Linked DNA regions of Homo sapiens: region 1 is linked to region 2. A link is a loop called in an ENCODE intact Hi-C map of the cell type or tissue named here. Cell type or tissue: heart right ventricle. All regions are shown on one strand. Links, peaks and the distances in the headings refer to the core of each region. The heading gives the core; the rest is flanking DNA. Region 1 overlaps PCSK6 (proprotein convertase subtilisin/kexin type 6). Region 2 overlaps PCSK6 (proprotein convertase subtilisin/kexin type 6).

Region 1 (5,372 bases), core at 263-5,262, 120 kb after region 2:
AGCAAAAGATGATTAGTCCAGCTGATAAATGTGCAGCTTGAGTGACTGAAATGTGAGTGACTCAAATGTGTAGTTTGAGTGGCTTCCTAGAAGGACTGGAGGGCTTTTCTTTTTCCCTCCAATAGAGAGAGGTGTGAGTGGTTCCAATGCTGATGAGCAGGAGCCAGTACAGATTCCCCGAGACAGAGCCATGCTGGTGTGCAGCCCTTTGAGTCTGTGCGCGTTCACGCACACGCATGTGCACGCACCCGGTGGACAGAGGGAGAAACGGCGGCTGGTGGGGTCTCCGGAGGTTGCTATGCCTCTTGTCTGTTCATTCTGGCAGAAGCCGAAAGGCTTTTCTGTCTGATGATTTACCTTTGTCTGGGAAGCAGGTACGAGGTGACAGCAGTAGAAGGTGAGTCAGAGGGTGTGGGGTCCGGCCCTGGCCTGTCAGTCACTGGTTTGTCAGAAGGTACCTGGGTCTAAGGCCTCATCACCATTAACCAGGCCTGGTGACACCTCCCTGCAGGGCTGGTGAGGGCCTTCGGAGCAATAGTCAGGAGAAACATCAGCTGGTGGGAGCAAGACCAGGGCTTCTGGTCGGTGGCAAGGCCAAGACCCAGTCCCAGGAGCCAGGAGGAGGCCAGCCACCCAGGGCAAGTACAACCCGGAAGCCCTCCCAGGGCAGGGTGAAAGGAGGAGGAGAGGTGTCGGCAGCCTGGCTGAGCTGCAGAAGATCAGAGGAACTACTTTCTAGATGCCACAATCTGTGTAGAGGCTCAGAGATCCAAAAAAGCTCAGGACGTTCCCAGCCGGCATGCAGTTGGCGGACACTGGAGAACAGGGTCTGGACAGCCCTGAGTGTCCCTGTCACCACCCAAAGCTCAAAGCCGGCAGGAGTATCAGGCGGTGTCCCAGCCTCCCCCAGCCCATCGACAGCTCCGTGTTTCTCATTTGCTTCCCTGGTTTCCGCCCAGAGAAACTCAAGCCTTTCTAATGGTCCAGTCAGCTGAGCCACCTGCTCAGTCCTGATTCTGAGTCTGCTCCTGATTCTGAGTCTGCCCCTGCACCTGCTCAGTCCTGATTCTGAGTCTGCCCTGGATGCTGCCTTCTGGAGCTTTTCTGGCTCCAGAGATGGCAGCTGGCTCGGCTTTGATCACCACTCCCCGCACCAGCTCCAATGACTCAGGAGGGCAGTCCGGTCAATTAAACTCCTGCCCACTTAAAGGCATCACCATCCGGGTGAAGACGTCAGATAGGAGGGTTAAGACAATGAGCTTCACAACCCTCATCTTGCCTCTGTCCCTCAGTTCACACCCAGAACCTCTCGCAGGCCAGCCGCGCACAGCCAGTCCAGCTTGGCTCAGAGCATAAAACCAAGACAGCCTTAGACCGAAAACCAATCCCAGAGAACTAGGTCACAGGTGACTGCTCTTCCGGGTCTCCCCTTGTCCCTACCAAACCCCTGACGCTGTGGCTGGAACAAGTTCTGGCCCATCATTTTAACACCTGGTTAAGGCTTCGGCTTGTTTTTCATTGCAAGAACAAGTTGTCTGCAGCATGACAATTTTCCTCTGCTGACAAATGAATCGTGCAGGCTCACCTGAAATTCTGGGCCAGGTATGTCCTGCTCAGTAGCTATTTTAAGTAAAACTATTTAAGGCAAGTTCAAGATCATTTAAGGCTCTTAGATCTTTTAGGGCCCTGGCAGCCAGCCTGCCTTTTTATGTTCAGACTCAGAAGCAACAAATTAGCTCAATACCCCAGGCAAAGCAAAAACCCAAGGGAAAGCATGGCATCCAAGAACCACCCTTAAGATAAACATCATTTCCAAGAGCAGCAGACGCTGAGCTGTTGTGATTTGGTATGTGGAGAATACCTTGCTGCCATCCTCTCCACACAAGCAACTTGTCTTTTCTGAGTCACAATGTCAAAGGTGACAATGCACACAGGTTAGAGCGAGGGTGACTGGAAGGAGAAAGAAGCAGGGGAGAAGGGAAGGGTTCCTGGGCTCCGTGTCCAGCTCTGTCCAAACGCCCATGCGACCTGCAGCCAGACATTCTGTTTCTCTGTCACCATTTCCTTGACAAGTGGATCGGCCCAGTCTGGACATCTAAAGTAGGGACTTCTTAACATGGGCCTGCAGGCACCTGCCTCCAGCGGTGGGCTTCAGATGGTCCAGAAGCACCATGCGGTAGGTGTACCATGTGCATCTCCCTTTTCTTTTTTCTCTCTTCAATGTTTTATGTGTATCTGTGTATATGTCTATGTATATAGGTATATGCGTCAATATACGTGTGTTTATATATTATACGTGTGTATATATACACACTTGTACACATCACCACATGTAATATACCCTGATACAAAGAAAAAAAGTACAAAATGTCTAGGCACAATTTTGTATATAATCCACGTATGTTTATACATACACACACCCACACACATAAGCGTGTGTTGTAAAGCAGTACACTGCAGATAAAGTTTGAAGTTCCTCTCCCCTCCCTCCCTTCTTGGAGGTCATTGCTAACTAGAATTTGATGCAGATCCTTACAGCCCACACTTTTATACTTTTACTACATCTATAAGCATCCATAATTAATACAGTATTGCTTTGTGCTTTGTTTTTGCTTGTTTTTGTTTTTGTTTTGAGACAGAGTTTCACTCTACTCGTCGGCCAGACTGGAGTGCAGTCCTGTTCATCTCAGCTCACTGCAACCTCCACCTCCCAGGTTCAAGCCATTCTCCTGCCTCAGCCTCCTGAGTAGCTGGCATTACAGGCGTGCACCACCACGCCCAGCTAATTTTCATATTTTTTTAGTAGAGACAGGGTTTCACCATGTTGGCCAGGCTGGTCTCGAACTCCTGACCTCAGATGATCCACCCGCCTCTGCCTCCCAAAGTGCTGGGATTACAGGCGTGAGCCACCACGCCCGGCCTGCTTTGTGTGTTTCTTAACGTTTACATGAATATGATCACATTGGACACCTACAATTTGCCTTTTTTCTCTCTCAACACTATTTGAGAGATGTATCTGTGTAGATATAGATCTGGTTTATTCATTTCTAACCACTGTAGAGTCTTGCATGGTGTGACTATTTTGATTTAGTTCTCTATTCTACTTCAGGGAAGGTGGGTTTTCCTTCATTTAAAAAAACGCCTGCATGGACATTCTTATACAAGTCTCTTTGTGCACACGTGGGAGAGTTCTTCCAGGATATGTCTGGCTGTGGACTAGCAAGTCCAGCCTCACCGTGTATCGCCAAATTGCTCTCCAAACGATACCAATCTCCACCAGCAGCATCTGAAAGTTCCCATTGCTCTATATCCTTGCCAGCACGTGATGCTAACACTCTTCCGTGTCGGGAAATCCAATAGGTGTGAAATGGTATCTCATCGTTGCCTAAATTGCAGTGCTCCAATAACCCCCAGCGAACTTGAGTGAAGCTGGGCATCATTTCTTATGTTTACTGGTCATTTGGATTTCTCTTCATTGACTTCTCCATTCATAAACTTCCCCATTTTTCTACCTGGCGTGTATCTTTTTTTCTTAGTGATTTATAGTTTTCAAAATAATCTGTGTACTAATGTATTTGTTATATATTGTAAATACTTTCCTGGTCTATTCTTGCTTTTTAACTCTGTTAGGATGCCTTTGTTTACATAGAATTTTTATCTTAATGTATCAGTCTCTTCATTTTGAAATTTATTTTCATAACTTGTGTAGGGACTCCTTTCCCGGTGTGACAAAGGTATTCCACTGCAGCTCTTTCTAAAGTTTTATATACAGTCTTTAATCCCATCTGGAATGTACTGTTGTGTAATGTGAGGATCTAATTGTTTTTCCATGGGGAGAGCCTGTTCTCCCAGCACCATTTAGTAAATAGCCCATCCTTCCCCATCTATTTGTAACTCTTCAGCTCACACATACAAGTTCCCACACATGCTTGGGTTTGAGTTGACTCTACTGCTGGACTGTCGTTACCACAACTCCCCTCCTCCTCTTCTTTCCCAGAGTTGTCTGAGGTATTCCTGGACCTTACTCTTCCATATGAATTTTATAATTCATTTGTGTGATTTCATATTCCACATTAAATCTTGTCACAGCTTAAACTAGATTACATTGAATTTGCAGATTAAATTGGGGCAACTATGAGAGCCAGCCCTCCCATGCATGAACACAACGCATCTCTCCATTTATTTAAATTTTTTTTTTTTTTTTTTTTTTTGAGACGGAGTTTCACTCTTGTCGCCCAGGCTGGAGTGCAATGGTGCGGTCTCGGTTCACTGCAACCTCCGCCTCCCAGGTTCAAGCTATTTTCCTGCCTCAACCTCCCAAGTAGCTGGGATTACCGGCATGTGTCACCAAGCCCAGCTAATTTTTGTATTTTTAGTAGAGACAGGGTTTCTCCATGTTGGTCTGGCTGGTCTCGAACTCCTGACCTCAGGTGATCCGCCTGCCTCAGCCTCCCAAAGTGCTGGGATGAGCCACCATGCCCAGCCTAAACTTTCTTTTCTCAGTCCTTCTTCTAAATATTTTATGTTTCTCTATAAAAGTCTCACCTTTTTAAAAGACCTATTTCAACGTATCTAACAGCTTTTATGCAAGAATGAAGAATGGTTTCTTTCGTCTTCTCAGATGTGCTGCCATGCAGGTGGCTGTTGCTGATCAACTCCCTTATTAGCTCCAGGGGTTAATCTCCAGGCTCTTTTGGATTATCCATGTAGTTATGTCATCTGCCGATAATGACATTGGACACTTCCACATTTTTATTCCCTTTGAAATCCTGTGGTGTTACCTGGACTGATGAGTAGAGGGACAAAGAGAGGCTGTCTTGTCTTGTCCCTGGTGATGCATATTTTACAATGGAGAGGATCCACAGCCTTTATCAGGTGCTGAAAGGGAGCCATGACACAAGAAAGGTGAATAACCACCAGTCTAAATTACCTCTGGGCCATGTGAAATAAACTGAATCCAGTTATTAGTTGTATGGAAGAAAGTAAAACAAGCAAGAACCTTGAGCACAGCGACTATCTGGGAGAAAACCAGGGCTGCGATTCAGGCAAGTACAGAACATAACACTAATTGCCCATTAAGGGCTTGGAGAAAGAGTTTCACAAAGGAGACCTCAGAACAGAGAATACGGCAGAAGCAAATGAGCAGGGATGGAACTGTCAGAGGTGACATATGCGTACCATGTGAACACAAACAGCTTCCTTCCCTTACTTCACCCCCATTTACTCATCTGTAAGTCAAAGCTAATAATATCTACATCTTATTTATGAGTCACAAATTCTCCTGGCTGAAAAAAAGGCAAATAAGGTTTTCAAAGAGTTCTTATTGAGTGGGTAGAGGCTCAAATGCTCCAGGCCTTTTCCACATTAGCAGT
Region 2 (5,372 bases), core at 185-5,184:
TTCATGGGTATGGGGTTTCTTTTTGTGGGGATGAAAACATTCTGGAATTAGATAGTGCTGACGTTTACATGACATCGTGGATGTACTAAAAGCCACTGAACTGTCCACTTAAAAATAATTAAAATGGTGAATTTTCTGTTATGGGAATTCTACCTCTAAAACACAAAACAAAGAATTATCAGAGACTCCGTAGTTAAATAAGGCCCAGAGGTAAAAAGAGGCTTGAGATACAAAAGCTGTCATGAGATTCCCAAGAGCCACTGACCTTGCTTCTCCGGGTTGCGGACCTGGGATGGCAGATCTTGGATTTCCAAGGTCCACTGCCCTTCAGCCTTTTCTCCCCAGCAGTGGACAGTCATGAATTCCCAGTTTGTAAACCCTTCATTGGAAAGATCCAGCAACCTGCAATTGGAGGTGTGGTGTCAGAAATGAAGGTGCTGGTACTGAGTGGCTGGGCGGAGGGGCTGGCACAAGCAGGGCTCTCGGGGGACTGTATGACCTGGCTGGACCGTACCCCCAGGGTAGCGGGGGTCTGGCCCCAGCCAACCCGAGGGCAAAGGGCACAGTGAAATGTGATCGTCTTTAAGCTCTTACACAGACTCTCTCCTCCATCACCTCCTTGAACCTCCTTAACATTCTGAGAGGAAGGCAGGCAGGCAGGCAGGTTTCATATAACCCAGTGAAAGATGTTTACAAGCTCTCACCAACAGAAGCCCCCAGTCCCGACAATTTCCTGCAGAAGGTGGCTGGCTCCTTCCCACCCAGCAACAATCTTACAGAGACCATAACTCCAGTGCCCGGATGCACGAAAGCAGACAGGGGCGGGGGTCCCCCTGGGGTACCTTCACCGAAGCCCAGAGAGTGCTCACTAAGGACGCCTTTTGAAAGTGCTTGTTTGTGCAAGAATGAAACTTCCATGTTTGATTTCAAGCCAGCTGTGTGCACTGTTCTCTGGGAGACACAAATAAGGAAAGAGGAGCAGCTACTCAAGCTTGTGGGGAAAGTTCTGTCCCTTCACCTGCAGGGCTGATCCAGTCTCAACAGGGGCATTTGAGGGAGATGACAATGGCAGGGTTGGTTGCTTTTCAGTGGGAATGGGAGGGGCCCGTGGAGAGCGGGGGGAGGAGACAGCTCCCCCACCCCCAGCAGTACCCTCCTTGCAAGTCCTGATGAGCCTCCCTTTACCCTTCCCAACTCGAAGGTCTTTCCCAACTGTACCCTTGAGCCCCTGGGCCTTCTGCCTCACACTTGGTTCAGGCAGAAACAGGAAGCAACTAATCAACATCCAATCTCTTCCTGCACCCAGTGCCATCCTCAGAAGTGACTCTTTCTGTACTGGAATCAATTCCAGGTTTTTTCCTCTTATTCTTTCTTCACAGTCTAATTTTCTATCTCGATTTTGGAATAAACATTTTTTTTAACATAGGCATCTTTATTGTTCATCAGAAATTGAAATACATAAGTTTTGAATGATGTAAGATTCAATTTCCAATCTGGGGGTTCTCTGAACACTCAATGTAGGAAAATGTTTATCTAGGGAACATTCTTTGCAATGGAGAAGAGTGAGGGGGAAGCATCCTGTGCTTTCTTCTAAGAAATGGCAAAGGTCAAGGCTGATTTTCACACTCGATGCCAAGCTGAACCCAACACACTGGGGACAGAACAAGGACAAACTGTCTTTTAAGGGCTGAGGTGCTGAGGCACATCAATGGCTTCTTAGTGAAGAACCTGGCAAACTGATAAAGCTGCTAAATTAAGTAAGATGTGCAGTAGGATAGGAGGTCATTGATCCTAAAACACAAATTCTTGATACAATCACAAAATCTGCCTTGGAAAAAAACCAAAGTCCCAAGACTCAGATGACAGCTGGAGTAGCCTCAGGGTAGTTTTTGTTTGTTTGTTTTTTGTTTTTGAGACAGACTCTCTTTCTGTCACCCAGGCTGGAGTGCAGAGGCGTGACCTCAGCTCACTGCAACCTCCGCCTCCTGGGTTCAAGTGATTCTCTTGCCTCAGCCTCCCAAGTAGCTGGGATCACAGGTGCGTGCCACCACGCCCAGCTAATTTTTGTATTTTTAGTAGAGACAAGAGTTGGCCAGGTTGGTCTCGAACTCCTGACCTCAGGTGATCCACCCACCTTGGCCCCTCAAAGTGCTGGGACTACAGGTGTGAGCCACCCTTCCTGGGCTAGGGTAGTTTTTAAAATGCCTGATGGCGCAAGGACAGCACTACCCAGCCAAGGGGTGGCTCCCAATAGGCCTGGCAGGACCTGCCCTCTATTATCCCAAGGGCACAACACTGGGCAGCAGCAGGAGGAGGAAAGTTTCCAGGGAAGGGAAACAGGGCCCCAGGGGAGCGGGAGAGGGGAGGCTGGGGCAGCGGAAGGTTCTTGTGGGTCAGGTAGCCGGACGTAAGCAGGACACGTAGGGCAACCAGGCCCCTGTGCCAGGGATACATATATTATCACACTCAAGTCTTATAACAGTCCTAATGTTTACAGATAAGTGAAGTGGCATTTTCAGAGATGAGGAATAAAGAGAGGCAAAGGGACTGGCTCCTGGGAGCCCAGCCAGGAGTGGAAGAGCAGGGTGTGGGCCAACTCTCCAGGGTCACTGCCACCCGCCTGCCTGCTACCTGCTGCCCCAGCCTCTCAGCCTCACCACAGGCTCTCCGTCAACCTGGGCCATCACCTGGGCCTGCACCCAGCTCTGGCTCTGAGTCAGGGGTCACAAACCTGGGTGCCACTAGGTGTGCGGCTGGAGTGAACGGAGAGCCCGTTGCTGGCCTCAGGGCTGCCAGCACGGAAAACATGGAGCACATGGACACACACTCGCCCACCTGCTCAGCTCCGGCCCAGTGCACGCAGGAACACGGGGCTGGTGTCAGACAGCTTCCAACTTTCCAAGAAATGCCAGAAATGAGGACTTTTAAAATCTTTAAGGTTAAAAAAATAAAATAAAAAACACCACGGGGAGCAACATAGCATCAAAAGCTGCAGCTCGTCCGCTGACACCGAACTGCTCGTGCCCGTGTGAGACCTCCCACAGGCAGAGGCACAGCACGGCCGGGCCTCCCGGCAGGAGGGAGAGGTGCCCCTGTGACACTCGTGCTATGAAAGGAGAATGTGGGATGGGCTGAGCTTGGTGCCAGGGTCTGCCTCAGGGTTGATTCCAGTGCACCGAGGACAAAGCTGGTGCCGGGCCCGCCACCTGCTGCCACCGCTCCAGCTTGCCTGCTGCAGAGAGACCAGGCTGCTGGGCAGTGCTGTGGGGGGCACAGCACAGGCCCCAATCCTCTGGACAATGGCCCTGTCTACCTTGCATTGCTGCTGAGTCAATTACCCTGTCTCATACAAAGTGGTGGGGAGGGGAAGGGTTAAGCAAAGGGCAACCCCCAACTTCTGCCTGGTTCCATCTGAGAGCCTTCGCTAGCCCCTGTTTCTGAATCTCTGCAGCTCCCTATAGCCTACACAAGGGCCACAGCCTCAGGCAGGTCACCAAAGGAGTCAAGTGGGCCCAGAGTGGGCAAGGGGACCACACCCCAGAAGACAGAGCAGGCCTGGTCCTGGGGGGCTTCCTGCAGATGATGTGGGCACAGTGCCAGTCCTGGTTTTTGAGAGAAGCTGGAAATGCTGATTTGTCCATGAAATTTCTTTACTCTCTCTACCTCTTAGCTAGAAAGAGACAGAAGGTACCAGAATACCCTGGCCCCTCTTAAGTTCCCATAAACACCTTCATTCTAATTACCTGTAAGTCATATATTTGCATCAATGTATTTCCCCTTGTTTCTAAGTTTGTTAAAGAAATGACTCCATAGCCTCCCAAAAAACCATGTGCGAAGCTTTGGAATTCCCAGCCCCTGAGCGCAAGAGAAGTTGGCAGAGAGCAGCCTGGGAGCACCTTCCCCACATACCACCCGAGCCTGTCTGTATTCCCGGGACAGGCCCCTGCTGGTGCAGGTTCTGCAGGGCAGCCCACGACTGGGTGGGAGAGCTGGTGGGGGGACAAACAGTGCTCCCTGTGGTACACATGCTCGATTCAAAAGCCAACTGAATAGGATTAAATGACCTTTAATGCACTTCTAAGCAAAGAAGGCATAGCCAGAATTCCACAAATCCCTCCGCTAAACAACAAAAAACGAAACAACAACTCTTTTGTCACTTCTCTCTGAAAAGGAAAGTTTTCCAGGACCTTTTGGAAGGCAAGGTTTCAGGGAGCAACTTTTAAGGTTTTTGGGGCCTACATGCAAGGGTCTCCAAGAGAAAGGAAGCTGCCAGCAGAACCAGTGGGAGTCCCCAACGCCAGAGGGCCTTGCAGAGACACTGTGGGCCCAAGACTGGACAGAAGCTCTTGTGCAGGGTCAATCTCAGTGAGCCCAGACCCCATCCCCACGCCTGCCTCGCCTTACCTCTTTGCCAGAAGTTGAGACTTGGTTCCCGAGGGAGAAACCAGGTAGATCTGGAGGTCTCCTCGGCGTGGGTGTGAGATGGAGGTGCGAACCACCACGTGCTCCAAGTAGACCACCCGCTGGTCCGAGTGCTCCGCGCAGGCGCTGGTCAGGGCCGTAGTCCGCAGCACCTGCACTAAGGGGATGCTCCTGGGGGAGAAGGGAGGGCTCAGCACTTGGCACCGGAAGCATGAAGTCTCACCCACACAGCCAGGAGCTCCAGCGCCCGTCCACTCTATCCCCACTGCAGCCTCAGGGCCCTGCGGGCCCCGGGGAGCCGCAGCAGCCTCTGACTGCCTCACGTGGATGCTCCACTGTGAACTTTATCACCTGTCCTGAAGACGTTTATGCCTCTGGAATTTGCTTACAGAGATTTGAAAGATGGTTCGGCTGGGCACTGTGGCTCACGCCTCTGATCCCAGCTCTTTGGGAGGCCGAGGCACCGCCTGCTGCCACCGCTCCAACTTGCCTACAGTGGAGAGACCAGGCTGCTGGGCAGTGCTGTGGGGTGCACAGCACAGGCCCCATTCCTCTGGACGATGGCCCTGTCTGCCTTGCATTGCTGCTGAGTCAATTATTTTGTCTTATACAAAGTGGGGGGAGGGGGAGGGCAGATCACAAGGTCAGGAGTTTGAGACCAGCCTGGCCAATACGGTGAAACCCTGTCTACTAAAAATACAAAAATTAGCTGGGCATGGTGGCGGGTGTCTGTAATCCCAGCTACTCGGGAGCCTGAGGCAGGAGAATCTCTTGAACCCAGGAGGTGGAGGTTGCAGCGAGCCGAGGTCGCACCACTGCACTCCAGCCTGGGAGACAGAGCAAGGCTCCAACTCAAAAATAAAATAAAATAAAAGATGGGTTCTTGGGCAGACTTGGGTGAATGTCCCCAGGGATGGGCTCCCTTTGGTGACCAGAAGGCGGCTTCTCCT

Evidence for each region. Peaks named below come from ENCODE experiments on the same cell type or tissue, not always from the same donor. Only the 100,000 strongest peaks of a DNase experiment are listed, where the experiment ranks them.
Region 1: a loop joins it to region 2, with 2.7 times the contacts of the local background. A loop is called at or near these places in 9 of 110 quality-filtered maps.

The regions. Positions count from the first base shown.
Region 1 is chr15:101,481,770-101,487,141 of GRCh38, forward strand. The region is part of intron 1 of PCSK6 (proprotein convertase subtilisin/kexin type 6); the gene reads right to left. It overlaps LOC124903566, which reads right to left. Exons shown (of 2, transcript XM_047433427.1): 1 at 1-5,372. Among named protein-coding and RNA genes, the nearest start is that of PCSK6, 5.3 kb to the right of the region's middle. In heart right ventricle, for the core only: no CTCF peak of the experiment used is centred there; no DNase peak of the experiment used is centred there; H3K27ac peaks cover 2,225 bases.
Region 2 is chr15:101,365,931-101,371,302 of GRCh38, forward strand. PCSK6 (proprotein convertase subtilisin/kexin type 6) reads right to left here. Exons shown (of 22, transcript NM_002570.5): 12 at 4,405-4,593; 13 at 266-402. Among named protein-coding and RNA genes, the nearest start is that of PCSK6-AS1, 34 kb to the left of the region's middle. RefSeq lists enhancers at 4,332-4,833, 4,834-5,333. In heart right ventricle, for the core only: no CTCF peak of the experiment used is centred there; DNase peaks (open chromatin) are centred at 2,309 and 3,139; H3K4me3 peaks cover 592 bases; H3K27ac peaks cover 2,076 bases.